Linked DNA regions of Homo sapiens: region 2 is linked to region 1. Evidence: chromatin contacts called from ENCODE Hi-C or POLR2A ChIA-PET data. All regions are on one chromosome and are shown on one strand. The core of a region is the stretch at or near the end of the contact, and the rest is flanking DNA. Distances in the headings are between cores, read along the strand shown. Region 1 has its middle 660 kb from the start of TLE1. Region 2 overlaps TLE1 (TLE family member 1, transcriptional corepressor).

Region 1 (6,753 bases), core at 3,505-6,004:
CTGGATTTCAGGTGTGTGCCCTGGGCAAATCTCTATCACCCATCAACCACAAATTTTTCCTATTTTTCCCTCCACTAAAGTAGGTCTTTAAACTTCTAACTGTCATAGAACCTAGAACATGGAAGGTGCTTAAATAAGTTTGTCCACTGAGCAATTAATAAAAATTACTTCCTATCAACATATCTTACTATTTTTCTGCAGTCAGTGATTCATTCTCAACCAAAAACGTTTCTTTTCTCTACCATTGGATCGTGCTTCTCCTCTGCTCCCTGCTCTCAAGTGGTTTCCCTATCTCATCTGTGTTGGGAGCAAGAACTTTGTTTTGATGAAGGAGCTTTCATCACATCATTTTGAGTTTCCCATGTCATTTCTTCATTCTTAAGCTACCAGCATCTCCGCTCATTCAGGCTTTGGCACATGACATTTTCTCCAAAAATTAGTTTTGTCCTTTTTGTTTGTATCTGAATTCCTGCTTGCCTTTGTCTTTGGGTGGTATGTCTCTCTCTCTCTCTCTCTATATATATATATACACACACATACACACACATACACACATACATATATATGTGTGTGTGTATACATATATATGTATATGTATATGTATGCATGTGTGTATATACACACATATATATGTATATACACATACATATATGTGTGTATATAGAGACCATTTTGGTCTCTATATATTTATATATATTTTTTTTCCTAAAACACTAATTTCTTGATAGCTAAAACCATGTCCTTAACTCTCATTAATGGAATATTACATAAATAGAAAATCAAGCTAATGCTGTGACAGTCCAATTTTTCTCTGACTGAGGATAAAAATTCATATTTTTATCAAGGGTCTAGTAGAGTCCATGGAACATAGACAAACTTTCTTTAATATTTTTTTAAATTGAGCTTTAGAGGTTCAGTGTCTTCTTCAAGGTCCCTCAGCAAGAAAGTTGTCAACTTGATATGGCATGAGAGTAAGTCGTCAAGTCAATGAGGTTTCACTCTGATTTTCCAGTGGTTTGTGGTTTAGCAGCAATATTATGTCCATGGGGGGTTCAAAACTATAAATAAATTGGTCAGCTTGTAGACATAATTTTAATTAAAATTTTTCATCCATTTAGCTCCATAAGTCTTACTAAATTTGAAGTATTAATATTGGGGATAAGAATTAAGAAAGAAAGCATTAAAGGTATAGAATCTACCTTTTTAAAGGCACTATAAAGCACCTTCCTAGAGGTAGTTCCTTCTTCAGAGTGAATAATACAGCTAGAGTGGCATTTAGCTTAAAGCCCTGGCAGCTCACTTTTTTGGCTGTAAGGCATAATTACGGAGTTGGACACGGTGCATTGGCTACATTAGGGAAAAAGCTTGCAAGTCTTTCATTTATGTGGTTTGGAGTCAGAATGAAGTTCTCCAGATTTCTTTTTGATGCTTCTTATCTCTAGACAGATCCTTTTCATTAATTGGTTTATGCTTTCCCTCAGTGGATATCAGTTGAGAAACATAAATGTTAAATGACTCACTTTCATCCCAGAGAACATCTCCCACATTTTAGAATGAAACGTCATAATTGAGAATCAACAACCTTTTTATTTTGTTCCTAACGGACAATTAAAGCCAGACTCTTAGTAACTTGACATTCTTGAAAACCACCACATGACTTGATTGAGCCTATTTCTTGAACTGCAGAATTAACATAAAGACATTAAAATCTAGAGAGTAAACGATCAAGATGAGAAAAATTGAGGCATAAAATAGGGTGAAACCTGAATTATAGAAAAAGTTCTTCATTGCTTGAAAGATACAATTTACAAACTATTATCAGCTGTCAAAGATGATTGTGTTTAACATGGGGTTTGTGTGCAGCTCAGGGGAGATCCATGAAGAATTCTGAAATTATGGTTTAGTCAAATGATGGCAAATAGATTTTTCACTTGTGGATCAACTCAGAATGATTGGAGGAAGCTTCCAGGAGTATTTTATTTAAAAAAGACCTAGAAGTTGCTTCTGCCCTAGTGGGGAAGAGAGTGCTATGGGTAAGCAGCAATGTGTATACAGTAGGTACAGGAAGTGAGAGTGACAATATACATACTACCAGCTTGCAGCTGTGGACTTGAACAAAGCCTCTGGTTGGTTCTGGAAAGGACATAAATCCATTTTATTACTTCCAAAAGTATCTAAATATATCCTGGATGTTTCCTTAGCAATCCTTATAATTATACTCCCCTAATTTATCTTAACTCTCCTGTTTCTCACATTAAATTTGGGGCAGATATCTGCAATATGCCAACTAAATGCAGAACAGATTATAGATACTTTAAGCTCTTGAGTTATCTTTTCTCAGACTTGGTGATAACAGGAGCAAGCTTGTGTGGCCTTCTGTATCTCTCTCCTCAAAGGACCTCTTCGGCAGCAGGTGAAGCATATACCAATGTGTTGTGCTTTTGTAACAATGGTCGCCTGATAATAGCAGAAGGCTGCTGTTTGTACTGTGTGGGCATCTGCAAATAAAATATCAAATACACATACTATAAGGCCATATGTCAGAGTCTGTTTTAGGGGCTCACTGGCTTTGAGCTACTATCAAGAAATAATAATCCTTTTCTTTAGCATAATTTCCCTCGGGTCATGTTTATAGCTTAAATCAACAAGCTCCAAAATGGACTGCTCTACTGTGGCCACCCTGTAAAAGAGTGTTCTATCTACTAATTGTATATAGATGCTTCAGGGGATCTTTCCAGAATCTGCTCCCAAATTTAATGACTGACACAAGGCAAAGCTTTTTTCTTAGGAGGCTGACCCCTGAAAGGTTGTTGTGTTGTAGACTCCAGTTTTGCATGATCAGACTCCTGTGATAAAACATGCAGGCACATGATCAAAGAGCAATGGACATTTGCATTTCTAATTTCCCTTGGTAAATTACAGTGAATCCCCAAATCTGTACTCTCTTTTCTCCTCTCTTTTCCTTCCTGTTTCTTCCTTGCTTTTCTCACCCATCTTTCCCTTTCTCCTTTCTTCCCCACTTCCTTATCTCCTTATTCTCTCCCTTCTTGAGTAAATCAGTTTGTGAAGAATAAAAAGTAGACATCATTTGTTCCCTATAAACTTACATTCCAGTTGAGGAAATGTTGACAGAATAACATAATGAATTTATAAAACATGGGCAATAAATGTGCACTGCCTCAAAATCATGTGCACAAAGCCATGAACTGGTCTTAAGCGTGTACCCTTCATTCAGTTTTCATGAAGGCATCTATGACCCATTCTTGCTTATTGGCTGGTTTTTGCATTTACAGCTAACTGCATGAAAAAATAAATGCTAGGAAATAAATATCCCCTCTCCACACACAATTTTTACAACAGTTTTTTTTCTCTAGTTCTTTTGATTCATCAAGTTAATCTCAAAATTGTCGTAGTGATCATTTCCAAAAAAATAGATCTGTTAATGTTTGACAGGTACAATGGCCACAGTAGATACACTGAAACTTGATTCACAGAAAAAGGAATTGTTTTAAACACATCTCCCTCCCTCCTCCTTCCTGCCACATGTGTCAGCCTTCTGGTAATTTTGAAAATGAACTCAGCTGAGTGTATTAGAAGAAGGGTTTCTTCCTCACCGTCTCTTTCTAGGATTAAAGTGTTTGGTTTTAACAAGAACTTCAGAATTAATCTTTGTGTATTCCTTATCTTTTCTTGCTCCACTGAGCTTTTTAAACATAAATGCCCTGAAGCAGCACACCACTTGTCTTAAAACCCTGGAGTCTCAGAGCATGACACAGGGTTCTCTTTACCACAAATTACTAGAAACAACTCACAGGCCTCTTGTTTCTTTCTTGCACTCTGCAGGGACAAACCATCCCCTCAGCCCCCATCCCTGCCCTCACTGTCCTCACATCTGTTCCATCAACACAATCATGGATATTGTGTTTAGGTTGTAATACCTAATGGTTAACCAGAAAGAAACATGACCTATTTTAATAGCTTGGGGGCAAAACAAACCAACAAAAACTTCCCACAAAAGCAGACCCCGGACGGGGATCTATTGGCTTTTTGTATCAGGAATGTGAAATCCCAGGAAAGGTGCTCGGAGTAAAAGGTTCATTCCCATTCTTTACTCTGCAGTAGGAGGCCATGGTGCTATTTGGTATACAATTTTGCTTTACAAAATTCTAGGAAATGAATGAAATCTTTGAAAGGAGAAGCTTTAGACAAATTAGATATAGCAGAGTTTATCTGAACAAAGAATGATTCATGAATCTTGCAGCACTCAGAACCAGAAGAGATTCAGAGAATTGTGCTCTGCCAGTGGGCCGTGAGTATTTATAGACAGAAGAGGCAAGTCATGTACAGAAATAGTTCCATTGGTTACAGCTGGGCTTTTGCCTTATTTGCACATATCTGATCCGTTGGCAGCCTGTGATTGGCTGAAGCTCAGCTGCTTCTGATTGGCTCAGACCTATCTGTTACACAAAAATGTACTCCTAAGTTAGGTTTCAGTTTGTCTAGGTACTAAGTTCAGTTGTAGTTCCTTAAGTAAAGACTCAAAGTTCAGAGATGGCCTTTGGCCAAATTTAATTTAATACTTTGACACCACCATCCCTGACCCAATATATTTTACAAATCAGACAGTATAAAATAATGGGAGCATTTTGGAGTAGGGCCATTTTTGAAGAGTAATTCTTAAATGATGCAATGTGTTTTAATGACTCATCTACATGATGAGAGGCTCCCAGCAAGTCTCAGGCCTCCTGGGTCTCTCTCTCTGTGCTCCACAAGACCTCTAAGGAGAGAAAAGGCATGAATAAAAAATCCTGGAGAGACCTTCTGTATGCTCCCTTCCTCTCCTAATACTCCTCATCCCCAGCACCCCTTTGGGGTTCTCATAGACCTGCTGACCTTGTTGTTATTGCCCTGTGTGCACCAGCATCTCCAGTAATCAGAAAAGGGAGTTTCTTTCAGCATCTTTTAAAGCTGGGCATATGGCATTTGGTAATATGAACAGGAGGAAAGCGGGAGAAGAGAGAATGAAAGAGAGGAATTTAGACTTTACATTGACAGTTCTGTGACATCTGGATGGGGTCACTAACTTGTGTGTCCAACCCTACCCCCGAATCTGAAAGTGGTCAAGGGCCTGGGAAGTGGGTGTACCGTGAGCCTTGGGTTAGTAAATTAGTGACTAAACTCTGAGTCAGGTGAGATGCTAATTGTGCTGTGATCCTGAACACCTGGGATCCTGGTGCCAGACCAGCTGACTTGCTTTGTTCCGAGTCAGTCCTTCAGTAACCAGTACCTTATCTCGTCCCCTGATTACTCTGTAATGGCATCCCTGACTTGAACCCTAGTGACTCAAAGTCGTATAGGAAGTGCCTCCATGATCTCGTAGTTTTCAGAATTGGATTTAATTCTGAACCTCAGTTTTCTCAATCTTGAATCTTTAATAACTCCTCCCAGAGTTCCCTAACAGGAGTCATTCAACTGCGAGACTTTAGCCAGTTTTGCACTGTTTCCTCTTTCTTTGATCCCTTGATTTTTTTTTTCTTTATCTACTTGAAAAGAATTCCAAGCTCATCGACACTTGCAAATAATGCAAATAATGCTTAAGGCCTGATGCTCCTTTTCTAATATCAGTATGGGATTAACATTAGGAGATGTTCCTGAATGTCCCTCTGCCAGAAAGAGATCTTTGCTCTGGCTTCTGTGTTTATAGCGTCTGACATTTAAAGCCTGCGTATACTCCTAATCTCAATTTTTCCAATTCCCCAGCAGGCAAAATTGTAAAAATGCCACCCAACATTCCGCATGCTAATTCCCAAAACCTGTGATTATAATGAGGTATTAATATCACTTCCATGATTATGTTATGTTATATGGCACAGATGACCTTGAGTTAGGGAGATTATCCACCGGGTAGGTCTTCCGATCTCATAAACCCCTTTAAAAGCAGAGAATTTTTTCTCCAGCTGATCAGAGAGGTCAGAGGGATTTGATGCTGTCTTGCTAATTTAAAAGATAGGAGGGGCCACACACCAACAAATGCAGACAAGTATCTTACCCACCTCGCAGCCAATAGCCAGCTAGAAAAGGCAGACCCAGTCTGACCTCCTCAAGGAACTAAATTCTGCCAACTACTTAAATAAATGTAAAAGCAAATATTTTTTCCGGAGCCTCCAGATAAGGACCCATCCAATGACACATTGATTATGGCCTTATGAGACTCTGAGTATAGAACCCAGTTGAACTCGCTGGGATTTCTGACTTACAAAAGTGTCAGCTAATAAATGGGTGTTGCTTTAAGCTGCTAAATTTGTGGTAATTTGTTAAGGCAGTAAAATGAATATTCTCCATCTTCCTTCCTACCACTGAAGCCTTAGTGGAAATAAATTGAAGTTGAAATAAAAGCATTTTAAGTCTGAGTAAAATGTTTTATGTACTTGACACATTTTTCTTCCTTTAGTTGCTTGAGTTTGATTGAAGAAAGTTTTGGAACTAACATATGCAAACTGTGAGAGTCTATCCTGTTGTTAATGAATGTCCATCATTGTTTTAGCAAACATTCAAAGGCAAATTCAATAACTGTTAAGAGAGATTAATAGAAGCTTTTATATGCTTAGTAAAAATGGAACCCTAGTCTCATAAACACAATGTACTTCTCTGTGTATCTAATAGGAATTGGCAGAAATGAGAGAGAATTAGGCTTACTGACAGCCTTAGTGAGACTGAAGTATTAAAAAGAAAACATCACAGCCATTTACTTAT
Region 2 (6,742 bases), core at 2,290-4,789, 570 kb before region 1:
GGTGGGAGACAGGTCCAGGATTGTGTAAGATCCTGTGATTCATTCTTTTCTAAAGGAGATCCCTTGTTCGCATTTTCGAATTATTAAGTAGTGTTGGTTTATAAGAGGTAACCCTGAGCTTGTTTTCATACCCTCAAGGCTGGATTTAATTGGTATTGTTTAGTTCAGCATAACTTGAATTCATTTTTAGTTTTAGGACATTTATTCCCCTGAGCTCTGTGGAGATCATTGGTAAGAGAAATTCCAAAGTTTAGTTAGACTTTTTTTTTTTTTTTCTGGCACTGTAGCACTGCTGTTCTCCCTATAAATACCTGGGGGCTGTGCTCTACCTGCCTTATATATTAGCACCTAGAGGTCAGTAATAACTCAGGCTAATAATAGTTTGGCTTAAGAGTCTAGGGTAGTTACAGGTCCTTTCACCCTATGTTTTAATGCCAGACATGTAATTTAGAAATCTTCTACCCACTTGTTTAGTGTTTAAATAAATCTTTAAAGTACCTTTTTGGTTTAGAGCCTAAAGGGAAAAGAAAAATCTTAACTACGTTTGGGGTAAAATTGCCTCATAGGAAAACACTTGCAGCAGTGATTAGAGACCCTTTCCAGGCTTTTAGCCAAGAAAAAGTTTCAGTGGCCGGGGGCTTCCCCCTTTCACCCCACTTTTTCTGTTTCTGATCTTCTGGTTTCTCTGTTTTTGTCTAGATTCCACAGCTCGCTTATTTAGTGGACTTGAAAATTGATTCAGCCCTCTTTTTATTTGATGGGGTTGTATGACTCTGGGTTCTCCAGAGAAACAGAACCAATAAACTATAGATATGGATATGGAGAAGGAGTTATTTGGAGGGATTGGCTCACACGACTGTGTAGACTGAGAAATCCCATGATTTATTGTCTGCAAGCTGGAGGCCCGGGAAAGCTGGCGCAGTTCTACTCCAAGCTGAGGCCTGAGAACCAGTAGCACTGATAATCGAGAGCAGCAGGTAGATGTTCCAGCTCAAGTGAAGGGCACACTTGCTCCTCCTCTAACTTTCTGTCCTGTCCAGGCCTTCAGTGATACCCACCTGCACTGGTGGGGGACCTTCTTTACTCAGGTTACCTATTCAAATGCTAATCTCTTCTAGAAACAGCCTCAGAGGCACACCTAGAAATAGTTTTATCAGCCACTCTGGTGTCCCTTAGTTGATTTAATCAAGTTGACATATAAAATTGACCATCACAGTGATATTTGGGTAGGTTTTTTTTTTTTTTTTTGGTCTATTAAATGCTAAAAATAACATGCCCATTTTGTTCCTTATTATTGCCATGTGGGTATTAGTTTAATTTCTGTTTTTCTACCTTCTGATATAGGAATATGTAGCTTAATTTTTTGAAATTAAGTTGAGGTGAGGCCGTTCCTTTTTAAAAAGAAAAATGAGATGGGGATCTCCAGGGTGACCTCAAACTCCTGAGCTCAGGGGATCCTCCTGCCTCAGCCTCCTGAGTAGCTGGGAGGACCTTCCTTTTGATGTCAGTTGTGTTTAGCTATAATAATTCCTCACTTTACTTCTCTCTCTCCCTCTTCACCTTGTCAGAAATGACTTTTGGTTTATGGGATATAAATGTAGTGTGTATATTTCTTGCTTGGATAATGCTCGTTTTTGTCTGTAGTGATAGTTCCTTTGCTGGAATTTTTTAGTTTAGCTTTGAAATAGCAATATATTAAGCCTCTTTTTGTTTTACTTTCCATCCAAGAATTTCTCCATTTGTATCTTTGTCCTGTTTAGGAGCCTTGTTCCTGCCCCAGCACATTGAGAAGTTTGGAAACGTGTAATTGATAGAGGAAGTTAGGTCCTAGAACTCAGAATCTTAAATGTTGACTTTGGCTGGAATACTTCCTCATTTATCAACTTAGGTCATCTGTTTCTTGTTTTCTTTGCTTGTAATCTTCTTTTACATATCCATTTTAAGAAGTTTTGTATTTGCCTTTAAAAAAAATAAATGAAAATAGAGTGTATGCCTCTAAATAAGGAAACAAAGAGTCTCCCAACCTAATGCTTTGAAGTTTGCTACTTTCAAGTTAGTTGTTAATAAAGCCCTCCGTTAACACAGAAATGCTGTCTTCCAAATAAGGTGGGAATTATACCCTGTTCTGCATATTTTCTATTTGGAAGAATACGCAAATGGCCAAACTGGAAAAATTTTGTAGATGTCATGGGTTAGATGTGCAGACCCTTAAAAAAAATTGACAGAGGAAGGTTTTACCCATAGCAGGTAAATTATACTTTCTTCTAAAGTCTTAGAATAATAAGACTGATTTTCTTATGAGCCCCATGTCACTATTCCTCCCAGCCACCGCCTTTATTAGTTTTCAGGCTAAGAGTATCCTCTGGAATCATAAATTACATTATTCTCATCCATTCCATAAGGAGCCCGGTTCCCCCAGCCCCCACAGTCACACTCACGATGTCGACATGCCTTATGTTGCTCACGATGTGTGGGGTAGGTGTCTTTGTCCTGGTGGGTCCCACGTTATCCCTCTTGAGGGGATAACGTCACAGGTAGTGCTGATGTGGAAGCTAAGGTAAAGATTAACAGCTCCACTTTTGCAGCTGGGCTGAGCTGGAGTTGGTCTACCGCTTACTAGCCGTGGTTATGGGCGAGTTACTTAGCCTATCCTGTGCCACCTTCCCTCATCTCTAAACAGTAAGGGATAGTGAGCCCCCTCCTGTGATGTGGCAAACAAAGGTTGACTATATTGCGCTTCATAGTTTTCTTGAAGTACTTTCCCATGTGGCTTCATTACTTCACACCTCAGCAGTCCTGTTCATAGGCTAAGTTTTGTCAGGGCACATTGTAAAAATGGGGAAATGAGGCTCAAGTTAGTTAGGCTTGGTGCCCACATGTTACTGGTCATTAAACTGAAGCAATTGCTTGTGCCTTCTGACTTCTTGCACTTGACTGTGTGGGTCCTGCTTTCCAGGGCCCAGATGCAGGATGGAGCTTGTTCCATGTGACCTCTGGTTGCTTCTGCCACAGCTTACTTGGGAAGGGCCCAGCATCCACTGGATTTAGCTGGCTTAGGGGAAAGCTATGGATTTCACTTCATTATTGTCATTGCTTTCATTATCTTTTCTGTGGTCTAAGTCAGCTGTCTAGAGACTGCCTTTCCCCCTTAGGAAACTGCTACCATCTCTTAGTGACATTTGGTATAATTGCTAGACGTTGCCTGGGAAAAGTTGGCTGGCATAACCCAGGGGCTTAGAGAGGAATGCCCACCTTATTTTAGCAGATTTTCCTTACCAGGGCAACTTTTCCTCAATATATAAGTGATTAGGTAACAGTAGACAGCTTGTGGTGTTCTGATCCTTTGATGGAGTGCTGGCTGGTGAAACCTTCTGCCTGCCCCTGAAGAACTCTGGAATCGGAAAGACTTAAATGTTCACCATATGAGAAGTACTATTAGAGAGGTTAATAGGAAAGGTTAGGACCCTGGGAAAGAATCATCAAGGCTGGGGAGTTCGTGGCAGGCAGAGGGAGGGAGGAAGCGGCGTGTACTTGGGAGGGAAGCGGTGCTGTTCTAGCGGGAGGGAACAGTTTGTGCGCAACTTGGAGATGTGACAGCATGTGATATTTTAGGGGACTGGCCTGTTGTCCTGTGTGGCTGGGAGTTTAAGGTCACATGAAGTAAGACTTGTTGGCACTAAATTGTAAAGGGCTTCATGAGCCCTAAAGAGCTTGAAGAGCGAATGAAGGTTTTTGACACGATCAGATTTTTGATCCTTGTTAATATAGCTAACAATTTCACATCCAGAGTGCCAAGTCCGTAGGCAGCGGGGCTTGACCACAGCCGTCCTCTCTGGGGTCTGTGGTTCTTCATTATTGTTTACTTGATTCTGCCACTGCAGTTCCTATTTCCAGGAAACCAACAACCCTGTAAACACCTGTTTTCCTTTGACCACAGAACACAGCATAGTTTTATTAACAGGAGCCTGGTCTGCTAGGAAAAAACAACCTGCCCCCTTGGAACACAGTCTTGTTTTCCAGTTCACCACAGCTGCGAAGGAGCCCGGTGGGGACTCTTTGCTTTTAGTTCCTTCACCTCTGCTGTGTGCCCAGTAAATGAAAAGCCCCTTGCTCTTAATGGGTTTTTATATCATTCATGTTTTACATCTGTGAAGTCGAGTGGGCTTTATTCTTTTCGATTCTGACACCAGACTTCAGAAGCAGAAGCGATCCTGATCTGTAGGAGCTTGATTCAGAAAGCTAGGTGGGGGCTGGGTCTCAGTTCTGAGGCTTTCTGAGATGCAGGTGGGCTTCGCTGTATGGCCCCTAAGGAGGGATCCAGGACTGACTGTCTGCCCTGCAGTTTGCCACGATTCTATCCAAACGTCCATCTCTACTCTTTGGGCGTTTGTTCTAGTCTTTGCCAACTGCCATTTCCCCCACTCTCACCTTTGATGACTTAAGAATTTTGTATTTTTTGTTGCCTCATCACTGCCCTTGTGCTTTCCTGATCCCCACCCTGCGTCTTCCTCCCTTTCCGCATTCCCTGACCCACATACTTGTCCACTGGTTGAGATAAAGCCCTCAATTCAACGTATCTTCACTTGGCTTTTTTTTAAGTCGTGGTGGTGCGATAACAATACTGTCATTTCCTGAAGACTCACTGCAGGTGTCAAGTGCTGTGTTAAGTGTTTTGCAGCTGTTACCACTTTAATCCTTACAGCAACCCCTGCGACCTCTGTGTTTTATTATTATTCCTATCTTATGGATCACGAAACAGACACATTCTAGACTGCAGGCTGGCTGATTGGCAAGACCGCAGTTGACGTAGCCAGAGAACCAGAGAGAGGTTCATTTAACAGCAAAGTTTGGGCACTTGATTTGCCTGTGGACCTAATCTAATGTGTTAACTGGTTACGAGCCTTCCCCTCGACTTCCTCTTGAATAAGTAAATGAATCTAAACTTTAAATATTGGAATACCATACACATACAGAAAAGTGCATGAATCATACATGTCTAGCTCAGTGACTTTTCACCAAAGGCAGCCACCTGTGTAACCAGCCCTTGGATCAAGGAACAGAGCAGGATCATTGCCCAGAAACCCCTCCCATGCCCCTTGCAGTCACCAAGGTTAACCACCACCTTGACTTTCAATACTGCAGATGAATTTTGCCTGTGTTCGAAATTCTAGAAATGCGGTCATTTCCATGTCCATTATTTTGTATCTGGCTTCATTCTGAATTCAGGTGTGAGCGATATTCATGAATGCTCACTATCTGTTTATACATTCCTCTTTCTGATTGGTTTTACTTTTCCTAGTTCCTCAACCAGTAGAGAAAGTTAAGTTTCCTTCTGGGATCCCTTCACCATGGTCATGATGAGCCCTCAGTGTGGCCTTTTATTGAAAAAGCTCTGTTATTATTGTAGGTGAATAATTTCCTCCCCTGGTTTTTTCCTTCCAGTTGATCCCTCCTAAAGGCCCATCCACCCTTTGTGTTGCTCTGGCGTGTTCATTTGATTTGGCTCTCCAGCACAGCAGGCAGCACCAGCTTCCTGCGAGGCCCCCTGTGACTGATGTATTAACATCCATATGGGCTTCCCGTGGGACGGATGAGTGTTCACAGCTTCTGACAGCAGCTCGCTGCATTGTGAATCAATTTTAAATTGCCTCCATATGATGATCGCAGGCCTCCTGTGCAGTTTAAAGAAGAGGACACCTGGGAGAGAAGTGGGTGTCTTCCAAAGATCAGCAGACAGATCTCCCGTCTGTTACTCGGTGCATCTATTTAATCTGGAACATTTAACTCTATGATAAGCAGGCTTCCAGTTGGAGGAAGATAAAATCTCCTTTCTCTGAAAAATCTGAGATTGATGAAAGGGTGCCTCATGGAAACCTGGCCTTACCTGGAGGCGCCCAGCTTGATTTGTGGTACACAGAGAAAAACTAATCCTCACATGTGTAATTTCTCTCATGGCACCGAGATCTTTGAGAAGCAGTTTCTCCATCTTAAACACCATCCTTTAAATCATGTGCAACTCAATTGTTTTACTTTTATTTTTTAATTTTTTTTTTTTTTTTTTTGAGACAGAGTCTCTGTCGCCCAGGCTGGAGTGCAGTGGCACAATCTCGGCTCACCACAAGCTCCGCCTCCCAGGTTCACGCCATTCTCCTGCCTCAGCCTCCCGAGTAGCTGGGACTACAAGCGCCCGCCACCATACCCGGCTGATTTTTTTGTATTTTTAGTAGAGATGGGGTTTCACTCTGTTAGCCAGGATGGTCTTGATCTCCTGATCTCGTGATCCGCCCGCCTTGGCCTCCCAGAGTGCTGGGATTACAGGCGTGAGCCACCGCGCCCAGCCTCAATTGTTTAATTTTATGGAAATTTACTTGTCATTTCTTCAGTATCACCTGGCAATTTTTTTGTTGTTTTTGGACCCAGAGTATGGAGCCTGATTCTGAGTCATAGAACTTGGCTACTGGACTTTGTTCGTTGAGCATTCTTCAAAGCCTAGAATTCTTGTAGGACATGAATAGACTTAAACTCCCATAGTTCTGTGGCAGTCTTCAAGGGCAACAAAATGCTATTTGATTATGACTCCAAGTATCCCATAATAAGTGGCATAGGTTCCTGTTCAACTAACTATAATGTGCATGTTGAAATATCATGTGGACTCGATATATTGCTAAGGACACCAAATAATCCTGTTGGATAAAAAATGAGATTGAGTGGTTTGGTGATGTGAGGGCTTTGAGCTATATTG

The links. Hi-C counts contacts between places; a loop is a spot of excess contacts on that map. ChIA-PET counts read pairs that join two places held with the same protein, here RNA polymerase II (POLR2A).
Region 2: a loop to region 1 is called in a map of vagina, with 9 times the contacts of the local background. The contact joins two enhancer-like sites. A Hi-C loop is called at or near these places in 1 of 168 maps with a recorded cell type or tissue (vagina). POLR2A ChIA-PET finds 5 or more read pairs at or near these places in 2 of 52 experiments (MCF 10A and naive thymus-derived CD4-positive, alpha-beta T cell).

The regions. Positions count from the first base shown.
Region 1 is chr9:81,030,057-81,036,809 of GRCh38, reverse strand. No RefSeq gene overlaps it. Among named protein-coding and RNA genes, the nearest start is that of TLE1, 660 kb to the left of the region's middle. Within about 2 kb of position 4,754, at least 4 of the 41 ENCODE cell types and tissues checked have a DNase peak (open chromatin) inside an H3K27ac peak, as active enhancers do.
Region 2 is chr9:81,595,135-81,601,876 of GRCh38, reverse strand. The region is part of intron 14 of TLE1 (TLE family member 1, transcriptional corepressor); the gene reads left to right. Among named protein-coding and RNA genes, the nearest start is that of TLE1, 91 kb to the left of the region's middle. RefSeq lists enhancers at 5,298-5,991, 5,992-6,687. Within about 2 kb of position 3,539, at least 7 of the 41 ENCODE cell types and tissues checked have a DNase peak (open chromatin) inside an H3K27ac peak, as active enhancers do.